Regions from separate parts of the Homo sapiens genome. Here region 2 is linked to region 1. The links are chromatin loops, found by intact Hi-C in ENCODE. Cell type or tissue: HepG2. All regions are shown on one strand. Links, peaks and the distances in the headings refer to the core of each region. The heading gives the core; the rest is flanking DNA.

Region 1 (8,017 bases), core at 2,143-4,642:
CTGGGTGCTGCAACCTGTGGGGAGGCAGCGTCATCTGGGCTCTGCATCTTTCCCCAGGGGGCTCCCTGGCCTGTGCTGGTTTCTGTCTTCCTTATCTCTGCTCCCTCTTCGGCTTCTCTAAGGGGTCCCCTGTCACTGCTTCTTTATGACGGAGCCCTCTCTTCCTCCGTTTCTTCATGACAGAGCCCCCTCTTCCTCAGCTTCCCTTCCTTCCTGTGAAAGCTTCTCCACCTTCTTCTTCGCTAGTAGCAAAAGTGAGAGATGACTAGCAAGACACGGCTGGGACCCTACAGCTTCATTCTGGGCTTTGGGAATTCTGTTCAAAATTTGCCAAATTCATGAGTTGTTTTAGATGAAAAATCAAGCTAACTAAAACTTTAAAATTTAGAAATTTATCATCAGGTCTGTTCCATTTGCACTTTATTTTTTTTTAAAGCTCTTTAATTCCATTTTCACTTAAGAAAAATTCAGAATTGTCTTCTCTGCTATATTGTCGCCTTTTGCCCTCGTTGGTCTCCTCTCATTTCTCTCCTATGCCAGGACACTCGCGATTTGGAAATCCAAATCTACTGAATTTTGCCGAAGGATTGAAACACATTGTCCACATGATATTCTTTTAAAAATGTCGCTGCATTTGAACCATCACCCTCCCCACCTGTGAATACACAGTTATACTCACATGTAGTTGTTTTGCTGATTGGAAGAACTATTTGAGAGTAAATCACAGGTGTCATAATCTTTCACTCCTTTGATCTTTAGCATGTATCTCACGAAAAAGAGAGTATTCTCTCAAATTACCTAAGTGCCTTTATTAGTCTCAGAAAATTCAACATCAATACAAAGCTAATATCTAATACACAATCTATATTCGAGTTTTATGGCATCTTTATGGTAATTTTTTTCACACATGGCATTGAGTTGCCATGTTCTTTAGTCTCCTTTATTCTGTAATGTTCTCTAGCCATTGTTTATTTTTCACCATATTGGTGTTTTTGAAGAGTGCCAGAATTTGTAGACTATTTTTCAATTTGAGTTTATCTGCATCATATAATTCTTTTAAAAGCCAATTCCTATTAAGCATTTCATATAGAATTAAATTTATGGTATAGTATTTGTAGCTGGCATCTCTTGGTACCCAGAAGTACATGTATCAGTTAGTTCTCACACTGCTATAAAAAGCTGCCTGAGACTGTGTAATTTATAAAGAAAAGAGGGTTAATTGACTCATGGTTCCGCATGGCTGGAGAGGCCTCAGGAAACTTACAATTATGGCAGAAGGTGAAGGGGAAGCAAAGACCTCGTTCACATGGCAGCAAGAAAGAGAGAGCGAGGAAGAGCAGAGAAAACTGCCTTATAAAGCCATCACATCTCGTGAGAAGTCACTCACTATCATAAGAACAGCATGGGGTACACCACCCCCATGATTCAATCACCTCCCACCTGGTCCCACCCTTGACAGGTGGGGATTATGGAGATCACAATTCAGTATAAGATTTGGCTGGGAACACAGAGCCAAACCATATCAGTGCCTTTAGGTTTAAACGTGGTCCTCTCCGCGCAGGTCCTGTGCTTTGTTCAGCATCCTTTGGTGTCTGTCCTCTCCAGAGAGGGAGATGGGTGCTGCTATTGAAGGCCAGGATACCAGTGCTAACAATCTAGGTGGGGACAAGTCACAGTGGGCTCCCTCCCTGACTCCACTGGAGTGAAGGAGAAGCTGTGGGCCAGTGTCCACTGCAGGAAGATGCAGCCTGGCCCACAGGGAGCTTTGGCAGAGACAGTCCCCGGCATCCTGGCCTCCATGGTCCTGAGGGCTTTCATGGAGTAGCTGACTTTGCACATGAGTTGGTGGATCCTCCACTGCTTCAATGTTCAGCCACTAAACGAAGCTTCAGATGGAGACCCCAAGGCACAAAGGCACACATCGCTTCCCTGCACGTGGCTTCTCTTTTGCCAGACGCTGTATTGTTCACACTGGTGTGCCCGTTGGTTACTCTAGGTGGGTCGGAGATTTTTCCACATGAACTTGCTCCCAGGAAGAGTGGCACAAGAGTGGCACAAGAAAGGCAAGCCTTAGACCCAGTCCTGCCAAGCACGCACCCATTTCTTGGTAAGGAGGCACAGCACTTCCCTGCATCTGTCCTGAAGCTCAGGAGAACCCCCATCCTATGTGTCCAGGCAGTCTGTCTAGTATTTAGCAGGACAGGGCTGGCACAAAATGCCCTGAGGCAGAATGCAGGGCCCTCCAAGCAACCGGGGAGACCCAGGTCCATGAGGGTTTCAGAGCCCGAATGCAGTGTCGGACACATTAAGTGCACAGATTGCTGGGTTCTCATGCCTCATGTGAGTTAGGGGGCTCTGGAAGTCTAGACCAGTCCCGACAATTATGTTAGATAACTCAGCAGTAAATAACAAGGAGTTAAATTGCATCGTCCTAGTTGTCAGGAGAGAGGCGGTCAGTGAAGGCTGAGGATTTGGGGAGAGCCGCTTCTTCCCAGACCTGCGTCTCCTCCAGGGTACTGACCCTGCAGGCTATATTCTGACCCACTCCTGCTGTGGCTCTCACCAGCCTTGCTCTTCCTGCTTTTCTCTTGTTCTGCCTTTCTGTGCTTCACCCACTGGTTGGGGATTTGTGGAAGCACCTTTCTAGAACCACAGAACAATGGTTCTTTGTTCTTTCTAGAAGAAACGTTCTAGAAATGGTTAAGTGTTCTTCCTAGAACACAGATCTTTCTAGAACAATGGTGCTCACAGGGCCGGAGTTCTGAGCCCTACACGAGGCCATTTTGCCCAGCACTTATGAATTTGCACTGGGAAAACCAACTACACATCTGTGGATGCAACCCTGTACATCCTGGTCCAAAAAAGATGATTAAAAAGGTTTTTTTTTTTTTTTCCAATAAAATCTTATTAGGGAATCTAAATAAATCTAATTAGAGAACAAAAGAGAATCAAATCTGATTAGGGGATAAAAGAGAATAACCCATTTGGAGATTTTTAAAAAGTAGTGATAAAAGAAAAACTTCAGCCAAATTAAATTTAAAGGTGTTTGAATAAGGAACAATTCATGAATCAGGCAGCATTTTGAGTCAGGGTTGGCTCAGAGACTCCAGTGCAGCCGTGTGGTGGAAGATTTATGGACAGAAAAGGGAATCGAAGTATAGAAACAGCTAGATTGGTTGCAACTTGGTGTTGGCCTTATTAGAACAAGGTTCAAAGAGTTGGCTACATTTGATTGGCCAAATTCAGTGTATGGGCTACAGTCTGTTTACACAGTTATAGTTTCTAATGTACCAAAAAACCTTTAGGCGAAATTGAAAATATGTAAGAAGGCAGCTTTAAGCTAAACTTGATTTGACAGTAGTGAGGAGAAAATTATCAGAAGTAAAAATTGCTATCCTGGCCAACAAGAGTGAAACTCCGTCTCAAAAAAAAAAAAAAAATGCCCAACAATTTTTTTTAAAGATATTAAACTGGTTTGGATAAAACCCTTTTCAACACTGGCTGCTCCGCCCCCTCTCCTCCCGCCATCTGAATAAGGTCTTGACTAAATTCCCTGACTGCTTTTCGCCTTTTATTACAGAGGCTGGGAAGTGGCCTTTTCATTTGGTACCGTTTTTGGACCACAGAGTCTTTCTCAGCTCATCAGTGCCCCCTGGTGGTATGCAGGGTGAGGGGACAATAACGAGTCCCATTGTTCACCGGCTGGTGACTGAAGGACATTTTCTCAGAAGCCCTGCACCTCCTCCCCTGTGACTCAGGTACACCTTTAATATTTTCTTGATGACGATATTTATTGATAGATTGTACTAAGTTAACAGCATCAAGCTCAAAAGAAGCACAGTTAAAAACCAAAGCCATTTCCCCACCCTCTTAGGGTCCATTTATTGAGGCCCTAATATGTGTTAGAGACTTTCCTGGATTTACTTTTCTGATTTTTATTACATTATATTTTCAATTGTGTGGAATGGACTACATAAGATACAAATTGTATTTGTATCTATTCAAAGCAGGCACTGTGAATAAAAGGTGCTTCCAGGAATTCCCGGTAGAAGAGGGAGTGCAGAACGGGAGAGCCAGGGCAAAGCAGGAGGAGCGCAGCCCTGGCAGGAACAGGTCAGCATGCAGTTTGGATCAATAGGGAAACACCACGTCTCTTCGTGTGCACAGGCTTCTAAACTTCATGGGATTGTTTTCAGCATCACATGAGACCCTGAGTAAAAGGCTCACTGAGCCTGGGGTATCGTGAACGCCGCACACATGGTTGTTATTATTCACTTGGCAATGCCCTGGTCTTCCTGTTCCCTAGCACTTCCGCAGTGGCATGGAAAGGAGAGCATAGGAAGCCTCTTTCCAACCGGCTGGGGGCTCCGTTGTGGCCTCCGCCACCCTAGGGCCAGGCTCCCAGTGTTCCAGCTTTTTGATGTCCCGGCTATTTCAATTATACCCACTCATTCAGGGAGTCCCATAAGTACCCAGGTACATTAATTTTCTTCAAAGTGCATCTGCAATGCATGGTTGGCTGACACGCTGACAGCCCCATCGCCAGCCAGGAGCCGTGGCAGAAGCAGCCCCACAGTCAGACCGGTGAGGTTAGGCTGGGAGTTGCTTGGACGCTCACTAGTGCTTCACCATGAGATTCTTCCCTGGAACAACTGGTGTGTGTTCTTGGCTGAACTCGGGTCCATTAGACGTTGACTTCACATTGACCTAAGAAGTTAAAGGAAAAGGGTCTCTGGCTGACGGGGGCGGGAGGGGGTGGGGTGGTGGGAACCGGCCACGCCGGGAAAGGTGCAGTAGGCGCACACAATTGACTGAAGAGGACAGCTGAGACTTATACGGAGGATTCCACCTACGTCTCCAGCCAGCCTTACGGTTCTCCCACTGCTGCTCAACACTAAGGGCCCTGGGAGAGCGGGTGCGGGCGGCTGAGCTCTGCCCGCATCCCACCTCTCACGCAGCCGCGGAGTGGACTCGGCCTGGGAACCCTTGTAATCCAATTGCGGGAGGAGGTGCCAGGAATGACCCCTCCACCGTGGGCTGTGGGCGTGGTGGGAGGATCATTTCACCCCAGGACAAGGGTGAGCCCTTAGGAAGCTGGAATAGATACTTCGAAGCCCGAGATGACCACTGTCCACGGCAGCCTCAGTCCCTTTCTCCCAGAACATCATTTAGCTGTTGAGCTAAATCATCCACTTGGCCCCTTACAGCCTCGACCTCGTCACAATGAAGTAGATGAGGCCACAGAAGCCTTTGTTATCTCCACGAGCAGCTGGAGCCCGGCTTTGGCTGAGCCCTGGCAATGCCTGCTACACCCCAGACCAAGGTGATACGTGGGTGGCTGCTGCGATCGGAATGTTTACACCCCCCCACCGCCATATTCATCTGTTGAAATCCTCACCCGCAAGGTGATGGGGCTAGGAGGCAGGACCTCCGGAAGGTGAAAAGGTCATGAGGGCAGAACCCTCGTACGCGGAAGGTCATGAGGGCGTAACCCTCGTACGCGGAAGGTCATGAGGGCGTAACCCTCGTACGCGGAAGGTCATGAGGGCGTAACCCTCGTACGCGGAAGGTCATGAGGGCCTGACCCTCGTACGCGGAAGGCCATGAGGGCGGGACCCTGGTACGCGGAAGGCCATGAGGGCGGGAACCCTCGTACGCGGAAGTTCATGAGGGCGGGACCCTCGTACGCGGAAGGTCATGAGGGCGGGACCCTCGTACGCGGAAGTTCATGCGGGCGGGACCCTCGTACGTGGAAGGTCATGAGGGCGGGACCCTCGTACGTGGAAGGTCATGAGGGCGGAACCCTGGTACATGAAATTCGTTCTCTTATTTAAGAGACAAAGAACGCCCTTGTTTTTTCCACCACGTGATGGCGCAGACAGAAGACAACCAGCATCTATGAACCAGGAAGCCCCCACCAGGCACTGAATCTGCCCCTGCGTGGATCTTAGACTTGCAGACTCCAGAACTGTGAGCAATGAATTTTGTTGTTTATAAACCACCCAGTTTTTGGTATTTCGTTATGGCAACCGTAATGAACTAAGACAGTAATTTATTTCCCCAAACCTTTCCAGCTAACATGGGCTTTCGAGCGGATTTTCAGAACATAGAACTTGCTGGTTTACTCCCTATTACCCGGGTACCTACTGACAGCAGGCACAGCATGGAAGCCAGTGCTACCATTTAACTACGAATAAGCTGATCTCAAGTTTACAGGCTGGGAGTAAAGTCAACCTTAATCAAGTAATCATTCTAGCAGGGTTATAATTACAAACGCAGAATCCACATTCTTCTGAAAGTAGCACAGTTTCACGAGGGATCATGGCAGGAATCAGATCTGAGAATAAACCTGGCCAAGAAGTCAGAGTCACAGGGGTTTTGTGACAGATTATTTTGTCACTCAGGTATTAAGCCTAGTACCCAGTGGTTATTTTTTTCTCTTCTCCCACCCGCCACCCTCGAGGAAGCCCCAATGTCTGTTGTTCTCTTCTTTGTGTCCATGTGTTCTCGTCATTTAGCTCCCACTTATAAGTAAGAGCATGCAATATTTGGTTTCTGTTCCTGGGTTAGTTTGCTTTGGATAATGTCCTCCACCTCCACCCATGTTCCTGCAAAGGACATAATCTCATTCTTTTTTTTATGGCTGTGTAGTATTCCATGGTATATATGTACCACATTTCCTTTATTCTCTCTGTCATTGATGGGCGTTTAGGTTGATTCCATGTCTCTACTATTGTGAAGAGTGCTGCAGTGAACATTCATGTCTATTTGTCATTATGGTAGAATGATTTTTATTCCTCTGGATATATGCTCCATAATTGGATTGCTGAGTTGAAAGGCATTTCTGCTTTTAGCTCTTTGAGAAATGGCCATACTGCTTTTCACAATGGTTGAACTAATTTACACTTCCATCAACAGTATATAAGTGTTCCCTTTTCTCCACAACCTCACCAGCATCTGTTGTTTTTTCACTTTTTAATAATATCCATTCTGACTTCTGTGAGATGGTATCTCATTGTGGTTTTGATTTGCATTTCTCTAATAATCAGTGACACCGAGTATTTTTTTTTCATATGCTTTTTGGCTGCATGTCTGTATTCATTTGTAAAGTGTCTGTTCATGTTCTTTGCCTACTTTTTAATGGGTCTGTTTGTTTTATTCCTGTAAATTTGTTTAAGTTCCTTATAGATGCTGGATATTAGACCTTTTCAGATGCATCGTTTGCCAAAATTTTCTCCCATTCTGTAGGTTGTCTGTTTACTTTATTAATAGTTTCCTTTGCTATACAGGAGATCTTTTAGTTTTAATAGATCTTATTTGTCAATTTTTGCTTTTGATGACACTCTCGTGTATGGTTGAAGTGAGTAGAAATTATCACAGCCTTCAGGAGGATTGTTTGTTATTAACTTTCAAAAATTAAAAAGTACACATGCTTTTGCTGCAGTGTCATGTCAGGAAATTTTCTTCATAGATGCTCACTCACGTAACCTAGTATCTGCAATATATATACTGATATGGTTTGAATGTGTGTCCCTGCTCAAATCTCATGTCGAATTGGAGGAGGGTCCTGGTGGGAGGTGATTGGATCTTGGGGGTTGATTTCCCCCTTGCTGTTCTTGTGATAGTGAGAGAGTTCCCATGAGATCTGATGGTTTAACAGTGTGTGGCACTTGCCCCTCACTCTCTCTCTTCTGCTGCCATGTAAAGAAGGTGCTTGCTTTCTGTTTGACTTCTGCCAAGATTGTAAGTTTTTGAGGTCTCCTAGTCATGCTTCCTGTTAAGCCCACAGAACTGTGAGTCAATTAAACTTATTTTCTTCATAAATTACCCAGTCTCAGGTAGTTCTTTATAGCAGTGTGAGAACGAACTAATATAGAAAATTGTCAGAAGAGTGGGGGACTTTGGAGCTGAGTAATGGGCAGAGGTTGGAACAGCTTGCAAGGCTTGGAAGAAGACAAGAAAATGTGGGAAAGTTTGGAACTTCCTAGAGACACGTTGAATGGTTTTGACCAAAATG
Region 2 (8,017 bases), core at 3,200-5,699, 74 kb before region 1:
CCTGCCGCAGAAAATGCCTCCCTGGCAGTGGCAGCTGGGGCAGGGTCGGGACATTCACAATGCAGAAGAGGATGGGGATCCATCTCTGTAGCTTGGAAAGGAGAAATGGTGGGGGCAGAGACAGGAAATCTGGAAAAGGCCTAGGAAGGAAGATATTGAAGAAGAGGAACAAGAAAGGGGAATGCAGAGCTCGGCCATGTGCACTGCTCCACAAAGGCCTGGGAGCCTCGCAGGACAAACTTGCAGAGGTCTGAGCAATGAGGCTAGATCCCAGAAGGGCAGGAAGACTGGGAGACCGTACCTTCTGGAACCTGCAGGCGTCCAGCATGAGTTTGCTTTCAGAACAGTGTGGCTGTGCTCCTGGTAAAGGTACAGAAGGAGCTTCTCCTTCCTGCTCCAGGGAGAGGCTATGCTTGGGCTGCCCGGCTGGAGAAACACCAGACTCCATGTCCAGATCCTGCGCTGGGCTCGCTGCTGACAGTGGGAACGCTGTCTCTCAGGCCTGAGGGCTGGTTATGGAAATCCATAGGGGTCAGCTAGACCCTAAACAATCAGTAAGAGGGGAATGCCAATCCAAAAAAAAAAAAAAAAAAAGGAAACCAACCAAATAAACATACAAAAAGAGACTGATTTTCATCTCTCTAGTGAACACCTAAACATGTCCATGAAAAAGTCACAGGTAAAACTTTCTGCATGTCTAATCTCTTAGGCCATGAAACTAGGGGGGGGAGAAAGCCTATACTTGGTTTCTATTCCCTTTGGATAATAATAGGTTTGTGATATTAGCCAGACTATTAACTCCGCTTAGCCAATTTCCTTCTCAGTTGAATGGAAAAAATGATGGTGCTTCACATGGATATCACAGGTCCTGTGTAAGCTGTACAGCTAATTATCATGACTGTGATACTGTACATTGGAATCTAAAGTCCATTAAACACACTAATGCTTAATGAGCACTTACTACATGCCATGCTGTCTTTCAGGCATTTTGCTAAATTTTAAAGGTACTTACTCATTTAATTTTCACAAAAAAAGTCATGGAGTAGGTTCTTTTATTTTATTTATTTTTTATTTTTAGATGGAGTCTAGCTCTGTTGCCCAGGCTGGAGTGCAGTGGCGCGATCTCGGCTCACTGCAGTTTCCACCTCCTGGGTTCAATGGGTTCAAGTGATTCTCCCGCCTCAGCGTTTTGTTTTGTTTTGTTTTTTCTTTCTTTCTTTTTTCTGTTTTAGAGAAGAGGAAAATTAGGCAAAAAGAAGTAAAGTAACTTTCCTGAAGTAACTCAATACGTAAAAAAGCTAAGATCCTCAGCTCATCAACAAAAAATGGAGTTACATCCATTTAATAAGATAACAAATTCTAGAACTATTTTCTGTAGGGGTGCAAACAGCTTTATCTTTCTGTTAAATAACTTTTATAAGCCAATTAACTTAAGAACATCTCCACACATTTCCGTGAATCAAAACCTCCCCATTAACTGAAGGTTGCAATGTGTCTAACCAGGAATTTATAAAGCGCAGGTCAGTGGTGAAGCATATGGGCTTGGGAGCAGGTGGCCCAATGCCAATGGCAGGCATTGGGCAAGCTACGTGATTACTCTGTGCTTCCGCTGTCTCTCTCTCATTTGTAAAACAAGACGAAAGAACCCATCACGTGGATTTGTGGGGGGAAGAAAAGAGTTAACAAATGGCAACCACTTGCACCAGTGCCCAGCAGCACAGAGAGCATAGCAGATATTATATGCCAAGCACTGCACACCCGCAGATTGAACACTTAACATTATAAAAATAACAGGCACATACTTCTAGAAATAGTAATTAATAAGTCTAGTACTTTTATAAAACAGGAAATAATCAATGTGACAGGATCCTCTCAGAGGCCCGCATGTGTCCTGACAGCTAGGACAGAGCCAGGTGGTGATTTAGGAAAATGTAGGAAGCAGAGACTCCTGCATAACCCGTGCTGGCAAAGCCTCTGGAGGGAGGATGGACTCCTGAGTACCTACAGCTGGAGGTACCTATGACTCTGCAGGAAAAGTGGACTCATGAGTACTCAGCGCTGGAGAGGACTCTGGATGGAGGGAAGACTCATGAGTATCTACTGCTGGGGAGGACTCTGGAGGGAGGGTGGACTTGTGAGTACCCAGTGCTGGAGAGGACTCTGGAGGGAGGGTGGACCCGTGAGTACCCAGTGGAGGAGAGGACTCTGGAGGGAGGAGGGACCCGTGAGTACCCAGTGGAGGAGAGGACTCTGGAGGGAGGAGGGACCCGTGAGTACCCAGTGGAGGAGAGGACTCTGGAGGGAGGAGGGACCCATGAGTACCCAGTGGAGGAGAGGACTCTGCAAGGAAGAAGCATTCAGAATAACTGCTGCTGGAGAGAACAATTTCATTTCAGGAAAATGTTCTTATAGTTGCTCATTCCCATAAGCTAATATCTCTAATATATACACACATTCATGATTATAAATACTGTTAGAATACATAATACCTGTAGTACCTATATAATACTTATATGTTTGTGTACATATTTGAGTACAAAATATACATATGGACATAATGAGTGCAGAAGTTTTTGTAATCATGAAAACAGGAAATAATCCAATGCCAAATAAAATGGGAAGTTTAAGTAAATGATGCTCTTTTTGTCCACTCTCTGAAACACTAGAATGAGGAAAATGCAGGAATCTTGGACCTTGGACAACGGCTGGGAATTCTGACTCCTTATAAAACTGTTTCCAGAGTCCAGCATGTGCATGCTGCCATGAAGGTTTGGATCTATACATAAATATTATTGTATAAAATGGCTTGAGTTGCCATGTGGAGAAAGAGATACAAATATTCCGGATTCAGTCTCTGTTACTCTTAAGTTTCTGTGTTTGTGTTAACTTACCTCTAACCTGGGCAGCTGAATGGAGGTGGCAGTCAGTGACATCCTCCCCCTTCTTTTGGATCCCCTACCCCAGCATCTGGACTACTGTTGGACATGGGACAGACTTTTTGACTGATTATTTTGTTCATCTGTTATTTATGGTAAGTCTTATTTTGGGGAGCACTTTTTGTTATCTTGGAACGCTTGAAACCCTCCTTAGGTGTGAACTTCTGAGCAGATGCAGGCATCTCCTCCTGTCCAGCGGCAGTATGTCTTGCCTTGGGATTCAACCTTTGGCATTCATTCTTCAAAGCCCAGCCCCTTGCTTCTCAAAAGCCAATTCCACAAGTGTCTGCTGCTGAACACTGGGCACAGAGACCTGGGCAACAAGAGGCCGGCAGCCTGGGCCCCAGGCAGTGCTTCTGAGCAATGGCTGCATGTTGTCTTTTGTATTAATGAATTCTTTTATTTTCTGAATTCTGGTGCTTGGACATCCGGGGTCTTGCTGACCCTGGAGGTACTGCCCTTGCCAGAATGAGCTGGTTCTTAGAACCCAGGGCTGTGCTTTCCAAATCAAACCAACCACCTGGAGTCCATGCTCCAACCACCTTCTCTGTGGCCCTCACACTCCGGGCCACCATGCACCTGCCCAAATCACGCCAGGCGAGGGACCAGACAGGAAGGGACAGCCCCTCGCCCCTGAGCCTGCTAAAATGATTCAATGATTCAGGTTAGCTGATCTGAGCCTTCTCTGGCCCACGCTCCCCTCGCTCCCTTGCCCACCTGGTTGGCTGTGCGTCTCTGTGTGGCCAGGCGTGACTCCTCTGTCCAGGGATCTGCAAGGATAAACTTCTTTCTTCATGACAATCTTTCTGTGTCTGTGAGTCCCATCATCCCTGACTTAAAAAAAAATTCCAGGTACCATGGAAACACCTTTGGTTTACTCGAGACATAGTTCTCTCTATGCCTCAAGCCCCAGGGACGACTTTCTTCCTTCTGGTACTTCCCAGGCTCTTTCTCGCATTTCTTTTAGAAGTTGCCAATTCCCTTCCCCTCTCTGGCCTCTCCTGGCTTTCCCAGTCCTATGGGTGCCTGGCGCCCTGGGCAGCCACTCTGGTGCTGGCCCTGGGTCATGACCAGCTCCTCCCGCAGTGCGGGGCCTCCCTGCACCACCGTGGCCGTCCTGGACTGCAGGTCCCCCTCACGGTGCTCCCAGCCTATGGGTGAAGCTCCCAGCTCTACCTGGATGCTTGGTGTGGCTCAAGGCCAGCATTTACAAATGGCTGTAAGAACAGGCACCGCTCTGCAGGGGGAAGGGTGAGACAAACAAATGCTCACCTCTAAGCCCCTCCGCTACAGCAACCCTTCTCCTTTTGACAGCCCAGATTGTTAGCGTTGAATAAGATGTAGTGTTTGCTGGCACAGCAGGGTGGCTATAGTCAAGAATAATTCAAGTGTACATTTTTAAATAACTAAAAAGAGTGTAACTGGATTGTTTGTAACACAAAGGATGGATACTTGAGGGGACGGGTTCCCCATTTTTCATGTGATTAGAACACATTGCATGCCTGGATAAAAGCATCTCATGTACCCCATAAATATATGCTTCTACTATGTATCCACAAAAATTAAAATAAAAAATTGAACAACAAAAGAACAGCAGAAACCAGATTGTTAGCACCTGGGGACTGCGGGCCCGGCTGACCTGCAGTGCGTAGAGCGGCCCCTAGGTGGCAGCACAGCACCGGTCGCCCTGGGGGTAAAAGGGGCGCCCTCCTGGCCCAGGGTCCTCAGGGCAGGAGGGTCCCCGAGTGTCCCCAGGCCCTGCAGCCTGGGCAGCCGCGCGGGCGCCGTCTCCAGAGGGGAGGGGACCCAACGCCTCGGGAGTGGACTGAAGCTGGAAAAACAAACAAACAGACACCGAGCTTTTCCTGAGAAGGATTCCCAGCCGAGGAAGCGGGTGCTGCGATGGGACTTGGGGATGCCTGCAGGGCGAGAGAAAGGTGCTCCTGGGTGGCCTTCAAAGAGCCCTCCGAAGAGTCCACCCAGGAGCACCAGCAACTGAAGATGGAGAAGAAGAAACGGCCGCAGGCCGGAGGTCAGAGCATTCCCATGGGGAAGCCAAGTCAGGGAGAAGCCACGGGCTTGGGAGAAGCAGGGAGAGGCCAGAGCGTCCGCTGTGGTCACTGGACGGCTGGTCTATGGCAGGGGAATCTCCGGAGACGCACCTGCCGCCACTGCTCATAGAACTTAGTGCAGAGGAAGAGCGAGTCCTCGCTGAAAACTCGGGTTCCAGTCACCCCGCGCCCCGCCTCACCTGAGGCCTCTGCCTTTGCAGGGGGACTGTGAGGTTGCAGCGATGTCTTCCCAAATAGCTCATGGGTTCTACTCAGTGATCCGTTTTAAGAAAACTGGTAGAAATCTCAGCCTAGTACTGAAATGTGAGTGCCGGTTAGCATTGCTTTTAAGGATCTTACAAAAACACGGACCGATTTTTACAGGGAAGTGAGACAAAACGTATTATTGCTATCGTGTGCCAACTCAATAAGGCATTTAATTTGTTAGTAATATAATTCAGAGAATAATACTTATTATTATTATTATTTTTATTATTTGACATAGGTCGCAATTGGGCAGGGGCCGCGCTGCCTCCTCCGTTCAGCTGTTGTGGCCTGGAACCCACTGTACTTGGCTCTGCGTCTCACCCATAAAGTGAAGTCTGTAAATGATTTTTCAATTGAGTTCAAACTGAGTATGGAAATCAATTACTTTTCAAATACCCACTGCAACAATTAATCCAAAGCCTCACTGCTGAGCTCTGCTCACTGGTTCCAGCTCTGTGCGCAGCTGGGAAGCAGGGAAATCCTGATGCTATGGAATTAAACGGGAGCTGGAGTGAGTTCGGGAAGGACAAGAATTTTCCACGCCAGCATGATCGTTACCCGGTAGGGTGAAGTGGCAAGGCTGTGAGGCACAGAAAACGTGGTTTTTGCGTCAGCTCTTCTGTTAATGAGGCCTGTCTCAGTTTCCCCATTATATTCTGTGCAAGCTTCTACCCCAAATGGGGTCTGTCTCTAGTCTGCGACTTACTTCTAACAATATTGTTTTTTACTCAAATTACACGCTCCATCCCCGAACTGAAGAGATGCACAAAAGAGATGAGGAAAGTAACTGCTTAGTTCTAGGAAACCATATGCAGCACCCCCGAACTGTGCAAAACAGTTCTGACACAAAAACCACGTTTTCTGTGCCTCGTGGCCTTGCCGCTTCACCACACTGGCTAACGACCATGCTCGTGTGGAAAATTCTTGTCCTTCCCAAACTCACTCCAGCTCCCATTTAATTCCATAGCCTTAGAAGGATTTCCCTGCTTCCCAGCTGCGCACAGAGCTGGGATCACTGAGCAGAGCTCAGCAGTGAGGCTTTGGATTAATTGTTGCAGTGGGTATTTGAAAAATAATTGAGCTTTTTATTGATGGAAAGATTGTTTTAGGCTGGTCACAGTGGCTCACGCCTGTAATCCCAGCACTTTGGGAGGCCAAGGTGGGCGGATCACAAGGTCAGGAGATCCAGACCATCCTGACCAACATGGTGAAACCCCGTCTCTACTAAAAATACAAAAATTTGCCGGGCCTGGTGGCACACACCTGTAGTCCCAGCTACTTGGGAGGCTGAGGCAGGAGAATTGCTTGAACCCGGGAGGCGGAGGTTGCAGTGAGCCGAGGTCACGCCACTGCACTCCAGCCTGGCGACAGAGTGAGACTCTATCTCAAAAAAAAAAAAAAAAAAAGAAATATTGTTTTATATTATAAATGCATTCATTCTTTTGTTGCCCTAAGATGTTAAAGCACATTTTGTCCATAAAGATTGTACATATAAATTAGAAAGCAGGGCAAAAGCAATGACATAAAACTTAGAAACATAAAAAGTCACGAAATAGTGCTTGTGACGACCTGTTCAAGGAATTCAGTGGATATACTGACTGTGTCTACAACACTGTCTGTAACTTGCATAATCATAGCACACCGATTTAGACGTGTTTGATAAACACTAAGCCTTACCTAGGTGTCTCACCACACCAACATGACTGGAGTGATGTAAAAAAATAATTGGTAGCCGAGCGCAGTGGCTCACACCTCTAATACCAGAATTTTGGGAGGCCGAGGCAGGCAGATTGCCTGAGGTCAGGAGTTCGAGACCAGCCTGGCCAATGTGGTGAAACCCCATCTCTACTAAAAATACAAAAATTGGTCCGGCATGGTGGGGCATACCTGTGGTCCCAGGTACTCAGGAGGCTGAGGCAGGAGAATTGCTTTAACCCAAGAGGCGGAGGTTGCAGTGAGCTGAGATAGTGCCACTGCACTCCAGTCTGGGTTGACAGAGTGAGAGTCCATCTCAAAAAAAAAAAAAAAAAAGGTTATCTTTACCCTTAAGAAACTTTTACCAGGAATTACTGCTTGTGGCTAATAGATTTCATTTGCATAAAATTTTTGGTATCGAAAAATGTGATTCGCCTGCCGTGTCACATGGAAGGAAAACATTATCTTTATTATCCTGGCAGGAAGTAGACCCGCCCTCTGCTCTGCAGGGAGACAATTTCTGTGCGCTGTAAGGTGCTTTGCTATGCAGATAGCCTTGAAAACATGATCTGGAACAAAAAGCAGTCAGTGCCTCTCCCGGCAAGATGTGCAGAAACATAAGAGGCAGGTGGAGAATGGTCTGGTCTCCCTGTATCTACATGTAATGCCTCAGAGTCATGGGCATGAAGAACTCTTTGGTTAGGACTTTTGAATGTGTGTGTAAATGAATCCAAGGCTGGAGATGACAGAGATACGTGATGGCGGCCTGACAGGCAAGCACACCAGCTCTGTGCCTCCCGCCCTTCTGACGTTCAGGCTGAGAATATAATACAGAAATCCATCTGTGTGTCAGCTGTTTGGACATCTGGCTGCATCTAGGCATGGGGCATTTACAAGTTTGGTGTGCAGTACTTGGAGAGTGCCCATGCACACATGCCCGTAATATTTTTGGCCCCAACTGGCGGCATCACCTCACAGTCCCCTTGCTATTGCCCCGGGCAACGCCAGCTGTGGAGGGGTTATGCCACATCCTGGCCATCCAACATCTAGGGCCTGAGTCATTTGATC

Evidence for each region. Hi-C counts contacts between places; a loop is a spot of excess contacts. Peaks named below come from ENCODE experiments on the same cell type or tissue, not always from the same donor. Only the 100,000 strongest peaks of a DNase experiment are listed, where the experiment ranks them.
Region 2: a loop joins it to region 1, with 14 times the contacts of the local background. A loop is called at or near these places in 21 of 110 quality-filtered maps.

The regions. Positions count from the first base shown.
Region 1 is chr5:4,863,969-4,871,985 of GRCh38, reverse strand. LOC105374629 (a long non-coding RNA gene) reads right to left here and starts at 5,476. Exons shown (of 2, transcript NR_188249.1): 1 at 5,399-5,476; 2 at 3,773-4,707. LOC107986400 (a long non-coding RNA gene) reads left to right here and starts at 5,604. Exons shown (of 3, transcript XR_007059111.1): 1 at 5,604-5,970. RefSeq lists enhancers at 4,470-4,970, 4,971-5,471. In HepG2, for the core only: a CTCF peak has its summit at 3,648 (motif pointing left); a DNase peak (open chromatin) is centred at 3,645; H3K27me3 peaks cover 507 bases.
Region 2 is chr5:4,939,051-4,947,067 of GRCh38, reverse strand. No RefSeq gene overlaps it. Among named protein-coding and RNA genes, the nearest start is that of LINC01020, 91 kb to the left of the region's middle. In HepG2, for the core only: a CTCF peak has its summit at 4,606 (motif pointing right); no DNase peak of the experiment used is centred there; H3K27me3 peaks cover 479 bases.